2 separate regions of the Homo sapiens genome follow, and region 1 is linked to region 2. The links are chromatin loops, found by intact Hi-C in ENCODE. Cell type or tissue: PC-9. All regions are shown on one strand. Links, peaks and the distances in the headings refer to the core of each region. The heading gives the core; the rest is flanking DNA. Region 1 has its middle 190 kb from the start of LINC01626. Region 2 has its middle 120 kb from the start of LINC01626.

Region 1 (5,388 bases), core at 227-5,226, 64 kb before region 2:
ATGTTTCATAATTCAATAAATTGCAACTTCCAACTCTAGGGAGGCCCTTCAAAGTTTTATATACCCTGCCTATGTAAAAGTTTTACATACCCTGCCCAGATTGCTTCTGGGATGGACATGTAGCACAGCTGGGCTAATCGAAAGTTTTAGTAGAAATTTTGCAGGAATTATTGGAAAAAAGGTTTATTTCTTTAGGATGAAACTCAGCTGACAATTAAATAAGCACCAGCTAAGAACACTAGGTAGGGGAAAGAGAAAAAGAAGAGTGAGAGAAGGAGAGGGAGAGAGGAAGAGAGAGCGGGAGAGGGAGGGAGGGAGGGAGAGAGGGAGAGAGGGAGAGAGGGAGATAGAGGGAGAGAGGGGGAGAGAGAGAGAGAGAGAGAGAGAGAGAGAGTCAGAGTGAGAGTCAATGAGCGAGAGTGTTGATGAGATGACGGTCTATAGGCAAGCCCGACCCCCTTTCCTCCTCTCAGCACTGTAGTGCTGGTTGTTACCTAGAAACAAACAAACGCAAATCCCATTCTGGAAACCCTGCAGAACATATATATATAACTTTTTTTTTTTTTGAGATGGAGTCTCTCTCTGTCGCCCAGGCTGGAGTGCAGTGGCACAATCTCGGCTCACTACAACCTCCGCCTCCTGGGTTCAAGCAATTTTCCTCCCTCAGCCTCCCGAGGTTGGGAGTTACAGGCATGTGCCACCATACTCGGCTAATTTTTGTATTTTTAGTAGAGATGGGGTTTCACCATATTGGCCAGGCTGGTCTCAAACTCCTGACCTTGTGATTCGCCCACCTCTGCCTCCCAAAGTGCTGGGATTACAGGCATGAGCCACCACACCCAGCCAGAATATATTTTTTAAAAATCTTTATTTGTATTACCTTAAAAGCCCAGGGATTTTACATAGTGTTTCATGCAGAGAGCTTTCCAAAAAAACAGTTTAGATGTTTGTCTGTCTTCTTAAAACTTCTCAATCTAGGTGGCTACAAAAAGTCTCTTCACTTTCTTCCAGAGCCTTTATTGCCCATCTTCCATTCTGCCCTCCACTTGGCCACTGGGCTTGGGAACCTCTGTCCTATTCTCAGCCCTGCATATAGAATCTGGGCTACCTTGCTGAAGCTCTTCCCTCACAGGGAACAGCTCTCTGGAACTCTGGTGAAGAACTCTTCCACTTTGTGCCACACAGAACTGCTAGTTCAGGATCTAACTTCCCTGCTAGACTAAAAGCTCCATGTGAGCCACCATCTTGTTTATTCGTTACTCTATAGCCACCATCTAACATAGTGCAGAACACATGATTAAACCCAAAAAATATTTGCTGACTGAATGAATATGTAGACTTTCCCAGCACGCAGTGGAAGAGGAGCTGTGAAAGATTGCGACCAGGATGGAAGAGGAGAGGAGAGTGGGCAAGGGAAAGGAGAAGGCAAAGAGCAGACAGTAGAGTATTAGAAAGCATAAACAGTATTTTTCAGTCAAACCAGAAAATCTCTATTTTCAGACCCATTTCTTTCTTTTCTTCCATTGTCATTTCATCAATTTATCATTCCGCTAATCCATTCATCAATTGCACTGTGAAAAGTGACAGGACAAAGCTTTCCAGGTTCCCAAACACAAGTGGCTACTCTCTGATATGCTGCGAGGTTCACCCCGCAATCTCTGACCATGCCACTGCTATTGTCTTCCTGCAGAAAAGGATATTTGCAAATGTTAAAGAGAACATCCTGATTGAGATTTTCTACCTGAAGTCAAAAGAATTATAAGAACTTTGAAATAGAGAGCACTTTAAAGAGAAAGCAAGCAGATTCTAAAGCATTTGTGTATCAAGAATACTCATGGCTTTGTCCTTTATGAAGGAAATTCTGAGTTTTTCTTGATAGAAAACATGTGTAAGAAGAATCAGTGATACTCAATGTCATCTAAATGTCAGAAAGAAAAACATGTAGGGAATCTTCTCTGTAGGGAATTCCATTTTTTAGAAGGCAGAGTTTAGCTTTTGTTTTTGTTTTTAGCTGCTGCAAGAAAAGAAGAAACAACTTGTGTTTTGACATTAAGTTTGGCAAATATAATCATCTGAATTTAGCTTTCAGCCAATCTAACTTAATTTGTATCTTAAGATCCTAAACTTGGTTTAGAAAAAGTTATCACTCCTAGCATATCCCAAAATAATAAAGACAAACATATGTGAGAGAAAAGATAGTCACCAATACATTTTTTAGAAATCATATATTTTTTTTTTTTTACCACCAGTACCAGTACGAAATGGAAATGACCTATCACAAAGCATAATTTTATGAAGACTTACCCAGTTTGGGTAATAGGAGGGTGAGTGAGCCTGCATTCCCTGCTGTCTACATTCTAGAATTAATTACTAGCAATTATCCTGAATCTAATACATATTTTTTAACCAACATTCCTATGTGAGAACATGTCTTCTTCCCTCTTCCACAACCACAGCACCTATTCCTTCCGCTCAAGCAGAGTCTATTATTATGCTCAAAATTAACCTCATTTAATTTAATGAATATTAAAAAAAAACACTTCCACCTAAATGGGAGTAAACGTAAAGTGATGTAAGAGAAAGAAAAAGGGGCAAAGTTGTAGGATATAAGAGGAACTCTTCCACAGCATGTCAGCTTAACATAGAAATAATGGGTTATATTTGAACCCCTGAAGGAAACTTTTGTAGTTAAACCTCTATAAAATGTAGCCAACAGACTGGTCCATGTGATCACTGGGACAAAATTTTCCTTGGATTTTCTAATGCTTTATGTAAGTTCTTAGAGATTTAGGTATGTCCTCTAAAGTTTAACCTCAGATATTAGTAAAAGCCCCTGCCTGATGGTGTGGGGAAGATATTACACAAGGGTGTGTCACAGCCAGCTTCTCCTCATACATAAGTTTGCATTAGGATCAGCCTGTCAGCTATGTGAAACACCTAGTTATGATACATAATAGAAAAATGACTAAGTATTTCCCACTCTAAGTTCACATAGCATGACTACTATTACAAAACCTAAGCAAAGCACTTTGGTAAATAATATGCCCGGGGAATAAATAACTATTGGAAAAACATTTCTGTATTTTATTAACTGAGTTAATGAAGCACTGTATCCTGGACCTTAGAGATCTAAATCTATTTTAAAAACACAAAACAGAATGGGCACGGTGGCTCACGCCTGTAATCCCAGCACTTTGGGAGGCCGAGGCGGGTGGATCACAAGGTCAGGAGTTCAAGACCAGCCTGACCAACATGGTGCAACCCCGTCTCTGCTAAAAATACAAAAAAATTAGCTAGGCATGGTGGCTACTCAGGAGGCTGAGGCAGGAGAATCTCTTGAACCCAGGAGGCGGAAGTTGCAGTAAGCTGAGATCACGCCACTGCACTCCAGCCTGGGCAACAGAGTGAGACACCATCTTAATTAAAAAAAAAAAAGAAAAAGAAAAGAAAAGAAAAGAAAAAGAAAGAAAAATAAAAAAAACACACAGAACATTGTACAGGGCTGAATGGTGGCCCTAATAAAAGTATGTGTGCATCTTAGTCCCCAGAACTTGTGTGTGCTGCCTTATTTGGAGAAAGGGTCTTTGCAGATGTAATTAAGTTAAGGATCTTGAGATAAGGAGATCACTTTGGGTTATTCAGATAAAACCTAAATCCAATGACAAGCATCCTTATAAATGATACAAAGCAGAGAATACAGGTATATAAAGGAGAAGGTAATGTGAAGATGGAGGCAGTGATATAGCCATAAGCCCAGGAATAAGGGCAGCCACCAGAAGCTGGGAGAGGCAAAGAGCCCCTGAGGGAGTACAGCCCTGCCAGTTGTTGAACTTCTGGCCTCCAAAACTGTGAGACAATAAATTTCCATTTTTTTAAAGCACCAGTTTGTAGTGATTTGTTACGGCAGCCCTAGGAAACTAATACAGCCATCTAGATTATTCTGTCTTTAAAACTCATATAGAGAATAAATTCCAGCTATAGAGAAAACCCTGGACTGGTTGTCAAGATAGATGGCTTCTTTTACAGGTACACCCAGAATTCACTGTGACGTTGAGCAAGAATCTTGGCTTTACTGTTAATCAATTTCTTTCTATGGAGTTGAACTAGATGATCTTAAAGCTTCCTTTAAAATCTACATTTTAAAGCCCTCAAATCTACATTTCTGGTAATAAGTGACAGTGTAGCACACTGAAGGACAAGCACAACTAGCATTGAATGAACTTAGTCATGCCCACAGACAAGTCCTTAAACACACACACACATATTTTTACAAGCGAATTTTAGGTTTTTGTTGGAGAGAAGGAAGACATAACAAGATTAGCTATAATTGTTATCGTTTATTATGCCAAATGTTACTTCATGTACTCCTCATGATAAATCCTGCTGCAGTCCAGGTCCAGTCAGGAGATAGAAACCATATAATGGTTAAACAGGGAAAGTTGAATATAAAGAATAATTAAACTATAATAAAGTAGAAACTAAAAGATAAGAAGAAATTTTATATAGTACTCCAGGACTGATAGTAACCAATAAAGGAAATTTGGAAGAGGGTAAGACTTTGTTGGAGAAGGGGTGGTTCAACCACTAGACAGTGGAGACGTTTGATAATTTAGCCAGGCTAGAATTGGTCTAGAGTTGCTGGGCAAATGACAGGCCACCTTCCAGAGTGTAAGTAGTGGGCATGTGAGCAGGAACTGGTGGCATGAATATGCAGTGGGAATCTGGGCACTGGCTAGGCCTTCAGAGTGAAGGGAATGTGGCAGAGAATGCAGAAGGAATGACTACCTGTTTTGTGAGTCTCTGGGCCCTGGCAGCTGCATACAAGCTGCACAGTGCTCCAGGTTCCATGTAAAGTGAGCTGCAGAATGGGCATTGTCAGGCCTAGGCTGCAAGATCACAGAGAGACTGCATCCTGAGCCTGTGGCTGGGACAGTCTCTACCAGATAGCCTCACACCCACACTGCTCATCTCCCCATCCCACACCAGAAATTGCAGGAAACCTCTTCTTTCCCATTGTCCTTCCAGCATCCTCTATTAAGAAAACCTAGCATTGTGCTCAATTTAAGTTAGAAATGCTTTAAAAACTCCTGTTATCACAGAACATATGCTGAAGAGTGCATGTGGAAATGAGAGGCAATAAATTAATAACTGACACACTTGCAAAGTAACTATTATCTATACTTGCGCAGGACACACCAAGGCTTGGAGACATGAATGCAGCTGGGAATGATAGAGCTGGAAATTATGTTCAGCACCCCAAATGATTGGTAATTTCTAAAACTAGGCTCTAACCACACCCCAAGAGCACTATGATGAAAACTGTCCACTCAAAGTATTTTGTAGATGGTTCTGTATTTTGAATCCATTATTAGACTTCTTATGATCATC
Region 2 (5,388 bases), core at 301-5,300:
ATGTGGCAGAATTGTTATTTGAATTCAAGTCTCATTCCAAAGACTTTTTCCCTTCTTTTTTATGTATTCATTTGTAATACAAGTAGATGTAAAGGATACAGAAGTGAAAAGGTTAAAAAATGACATAAAATAAAAAGTAAGTCACTCTCCTGTCTTTATCCCCAGATTAACAGTTCCTCTCTCAACTGAAAATCACTTGTTAGTTTATGTGTACTTCTAGAGATCTATTACCAACTATCATGGCGGAATATTTTCTTTCTCATTGCAGTTTTATTAGTTTTTGCCTCATGTATTTTGTCAGTCTGTTCTCAGGTTCATGAAAGTTTAGCGTTGTTATATCTTCTTAGAGAATGGATTCCTGTATCATTATGTAATGCTCCTCTATATCCCTAATAATCTTTCTTGTTCTGAAATTTACTTTGTGTGATATTAATGTGGCTCTTCCAGCTTTCTTTTGATGAGTGTCAGGATCGTATTTATTCCTCCATTCCTTTACTTTTAACTTATCTGAGTTTTATATTTAACATAGATTCATTCCTTGCAGCCAACATTTACTTGGGTCTTTTTTTTTTGTAATCCATTCTGACAATCTTTGTCTTTTAGTTGATATATTTAGACCTCTCACATTTAAAGTGATTATTGATATAAAGGATTAATATCTATTGTCTTTATAACTATTTTCTATGTGTTGCATTGATTCCTTGTTTTTTGTTCTTCCCCCACTGCTGTGGACTGAGTGCTGTTTCCCTCAAATTCATGTGTTGAAGTCCCTAATGGATGGTATTTAGAGACAGAGCCTTTGGGAGATAGTTGGGGTCAGATGAGGCCATGAGAGCAGTGCCCTCATGATGGGATCGGTATCCTAACAAGAAGAGATGCCAGAGAGCTTGCTCTCTCTTTTTATCTCTCTACCATGTGAGGACAGAGAGAGTAAGTAGGTATCGGCAAGCCAGGAAGCAAGCCTTCACCAGAACCATGCTATATCATCCTGGTCTCAGATTTCCAGCCTCCAGAACTGTAAGAAAATAAATGTATGTTGTTTAAGGCATCTACATTAAAATATATTGTTATGGTAGCCCTAGCTAACTAAGATACCTACTTTTTATGCCACCTGGATACTGGGAGGCTTGATTCACTGGGGGCATTATTGTAAAAATCTACCCTAGTCTTTCTGTTGGCCCCATGGATTCACATCTCTTCCACACACCAGATTTACTCACCACCTCTGAAGACCCCCAAAATCTCATCCACTCACTGCATCGGGCTTGAAGTCCAGGCTATAGTCATCTGCATGGGGTCCTGATGCAAATGAGGCTTCTTAGGTGAAATTTCTCAAGGGCAGCATTTTGAGAGAGGCTCTTCTTAAGCCATGGATCTGTGAACTAAGTAGTTATTTTCATGCCACACATCCAAAATACATTGGTGAGATGGGGAGATGATAACTTCAATCAGATTCTCACATTCCAAAGAGAGAGCAACAGAGGCATCATAGCAGTCACCGATTTATAACAATTACGCAATCCTGCCAGGCATTTGTTGTCAAGGCCCACAACTCTGGGAATGGGGAATTTTCTGTGATAGAGGTCAGTTCTGTTTCTTACCAGTGGTTCCTTAATGCCTTATTTTCCTTAGCGTTGTCTTTGATTTTTAGCCATTTTAATACAACATGAATTTGCTTAAATTTGGTAGCACTTGCACTTCCTGAATCTTTACTTTGGAGAATTTAACATAGTTATATCCATAGATATTCCTTCTGCTTCATCCTCTCTCTTCCCCATTTCTGAAATTTCAATTATACAAAAGTTTAATCATCTCACTGAGTCTCATGCTGCTCTTGCATTTTCATTTGTTTTTTGATACTTATGACTTCCACATGAACCCTGTTAACAATAACAGAGCCAGAGCAAGAACACTCAGCTGAGCTGAGATGTACTGGAATATCCAGCACTTGTTCCAGATGAGTTTGTTGACTCCTTGGACCATTAGGTCTGAAAGAATAGAAGCCTGAATTTACTCTTGAGTAAAACTAATGATATGCTGTTGCTAGAGAGAGAAAGAGAAAGAGAGAGAGACCATTTAGATATCAAACAAAGAAAAGAAGGTCCATTATTGAAAAAAAGAGTGGGGGAATAAGGAGGGGAACCAGGTGCATAGAGGGAAGTATTGCGCAAAACCTGGATTATAAGAAATATTAGCACTTCTCTTATTTTCAGTTCAGCATCCTTAGTCCAGACAAATCTTTCCAGACATTCTATTTCAGCATAGTATATCATCATCCAGTTTTTATCACTACCCAACTAAGGAAGAAAAAAAGAAAACATGGATAAAGAGGTAATGCATACATGGAAGTTCTCTCTCTCTCTCTCTCTCTCTCTCACTTTATCAATCTTCAATAATTTAGGACAAGAAAACTTTCATGAGATTTCCCCATTTATTCACAGCTACTCTAAAACACATGTCCCAAGAATGTGCAGAATTTGCTGCATAGTCTTGTGCCCCCACTATGTACAACTAAATGAAGATTTTAGTAGGTAAGGAAGTGGAGTAAGTATGCTGTAAGCTAGCTATTCATACTTCCAAAATAACCACTTTCAGCTTACTAAAAGATGATGAGGCAAATCAGTATCTTACAGGAGCTTGATTTGGTAGGAAAGTAAATGGACTCCTTCTTTCAAATGAAAACAAAGGAGTTCTGAATTCATCTGAAAAACAAGACTTTACTAGCACAAAGAAGGTATTCAGTTTAGTGTGTTAAAATAGATAAAATAAGTAAACGAGAAAAACAAACAAACAAACAAAAAACCCTTGAAATATGCTATAGCAAAAAATGGTGCTGCACTTAGGCCCAGAAATCGATACCAAATATGTCACTTACACACTTTGTGACCTTTGGCCAAATATTTACACACATTAAACCTCAAATTTTACAACTTTAAAATGGAGAGACAGATGCAGGCAAACTCTGCCTCCATTATTATTTTATTAGAAGGATAAAATGAGATAAAGTGTATGAAAGCATTTTGTAAATCTCTGAGCACTGTGCAAATGTAAGACATTATTTTTGTACTGATACCTATTATGAGAAAAATAAAAGATTAATTCAAGACATATTGCATGGTTATGAAAAACTCTGTACTTTAAGATATTCAGTTAATTTTAAGGGTCCTCATTGCTATAGACATGAACATTTAATCGGTCACTGGAAGAAGAAAAAAAACATCCAAAAGAAACTGCCTAAGAAAAACCGATACAACAAAGTCATGCCATGTTTGCTTCACAATCTTCTTTTAGCATTCTTTCACCCTTCCTGGCTGCATGCTTTGCATACTTGGAGTTTTAGGCCATTGAAAATATGTATATTTGTTGAATGGAAATGATGCAAGAGAAATAGATGCCATTATTGTGGTTGGTAAAAATCTAGCTTAAGGGACAGTGTCTGCAGTCAAATGTGGAGCTAACCCAGTAAAGCTCGGTTTGCTCTGTTATAGAAAAGGGATGCTGAATCTGCATGGGAGTAAAGAACATTCTTTCCCTTAGGACTTTGTCACTTCTGCCGATACACCTCACTGGTTTTATCTTTCAGATCAAATCTTTAAAATAAGAGAAACATAGGAAATCATTGGTACAGGGATAGAAAATTGGGAGGTTACCATAAAATAAACTTAATTTTTAGCTTTTTTGCATTGTTGCAAGTGTAAGCACGAAATAGGAACAGGAGTTTTCTTGCTTACTTAGCAATGTCCTATTTTCCTTAGCTATTCTTAAAGACTGAGTAAGAACACCTTTATGTCATTCTCCTTCCTGATTCTAAAAATAGTGGGCAAAAGTAATGTCATAGAGATAATGTAAAAATAACTGCCATTTATTGAGCATCTACTTCAGACCAGTATCTACTGTCTTATTACATTATTACACTTTGGGAGCATTCCAGGCAGATTTCATAATTCTCATTTAGGGATAAGAAAACCAAGTTTCAGAAGGTTAAATAATTTAAACAGGTAACACAACTAGTAAGTGGCAAAGTGCAAAAAAAAAAAAAAAAAACAACAACAAAAAAAAACAAAACCTTATGGAATGATGGAATGACTCTTTACTTGCTAGGAAAATTTGTTAGCCAGGTAACAGGGCATTTGGGGAATGAGAATACTGGTTTATTTAATTTCTTGATAGCTGAAGAATAATCAGAAAATGTGTTGTTATAACCATTGACACAAATATCTGCTTGTAACATCCACTTTTCTTCCTTTTTATGTAGGAGATGCAACCAGTTTAAAACCTTTTGGAATAAAGACAGAGGCTAACAGAGTAGGAAAAATGGGAAGCAAAGAGAAGAGGGAAGAAGATAAGGGGCAAAAGAAGAAACTAAAACATAATTGATTAATATTGATTTTTGATTATTATTTCAGAGCATCACGTCATTATTTTATACACGAATTCTATGTGTAATTGAATGAGATGCAGGACATTGAGGTGATTCTACTGTGGAACCTTGTTTTATTAGTCAGGACTTTTCAGTTGCAAGAGAAAGAAATCCCAAATTAAACCAGTTTTGTTAAACAGTGGGTTGGTGGGGGAGTTTGCTGGGGAGGGATTTATTTGGCTCATGTAATTAATTGGAAAGTCCACGAAAACAGGCTAATTTGTTGTTGTTGTTGTTGTTGTTGTTTTGTTTGCAACAGCCACAGCTGGGAATTCAAATATCATTTTCTTTCTCGCTGCCCTCTTAGTTTTACTTTTCTTAATGGTACCTTAATTTTCTCATCTGTTCAAAATATGCAAAGAAAACTGTCACCAATGTGCATTATAACCAAACGTAGCAACCCAAAAACCTGGCCAAAAGTTTTGATCAAAAAAAAAATTAATGCTCTTCCTAGGTGTTGGTAAACTTTACTTTGAATACAACATTGTAAATTTGGTACATTTCAATGGCTTATGGGTACTAGGATATCAGCATTTTAATTGGCAGTTTCAGTGTGTTGTGCAACATGCCCCTGCTCAAAAACTAGGACCTGAGATGATTCTCAACAGGAAACATAGATACACAAAATCACCTTAAAGATACTAGCTTCAGGTATGCCAGGATTGGCTGTTATATATTAAAAGATTTTTCTTTATATAAATGAAAATTTTGTCAGAAAGGTACTGATCTGCTTGGAAGCAAAATTAGAAATAAAAACTTTGGTATTATTCATCTAAGAAGTCTCTGGGTAAGAGGATCTTTGAACAGAATATCTGACTGGTTAGTTCTCTTTCATTGAGATGATGGCCATACAGCAGAAGGATCATGGGCTTTGCAATCAGGTAAGTCTTTCATCCACCATACAAATATTTCCTTAGCACCTACTACGTGCCAAATACCTTTTCTAGACACTCAAGGTATGTCAGTGA

What was found. A loop is a pair of places that touch in the nucleus more often than their neighbours do. Peaks named below come from ENCODE experiments on the same cell type or tissue, not always from the same donor. Only the 100,000 strongest peaks of a DNase experiment are listed, where the experiment ranks them.
Region 1: a loop joins it to region 2, with 2.5 times the contacts of the local background. A loop is called at or near these places in 3 of 110 quality-filtered maps.

What each region holds. Positions count from the first base shown.
Region 1 is chr6:71,606,404-71,611,791 of GRCh38, reverse strand. No RefSeq gene overlaps it. Among named protein-coding and RNA genes, the nearest start is that of LINC01626, 190 kb to the right of the region's middle. In PC-9, for the core only: no CTCF peak of the experiment used is centred there; a DNase peak (open chromatin) is centred at 2,941.
Region 2 is chr6:71,542,226-71,547,613 of GRCh38, reverse strand. No RefSeq gene overlaps it. Among named protein-coding and RNA genes, the nearest start is that of LINC01626, 120 kb to the right of the region's middle. In PC-9, for the core only: no CTCF peak of the experiment used is centred there; a DNase peak (open chromatin) is centred at 3,333.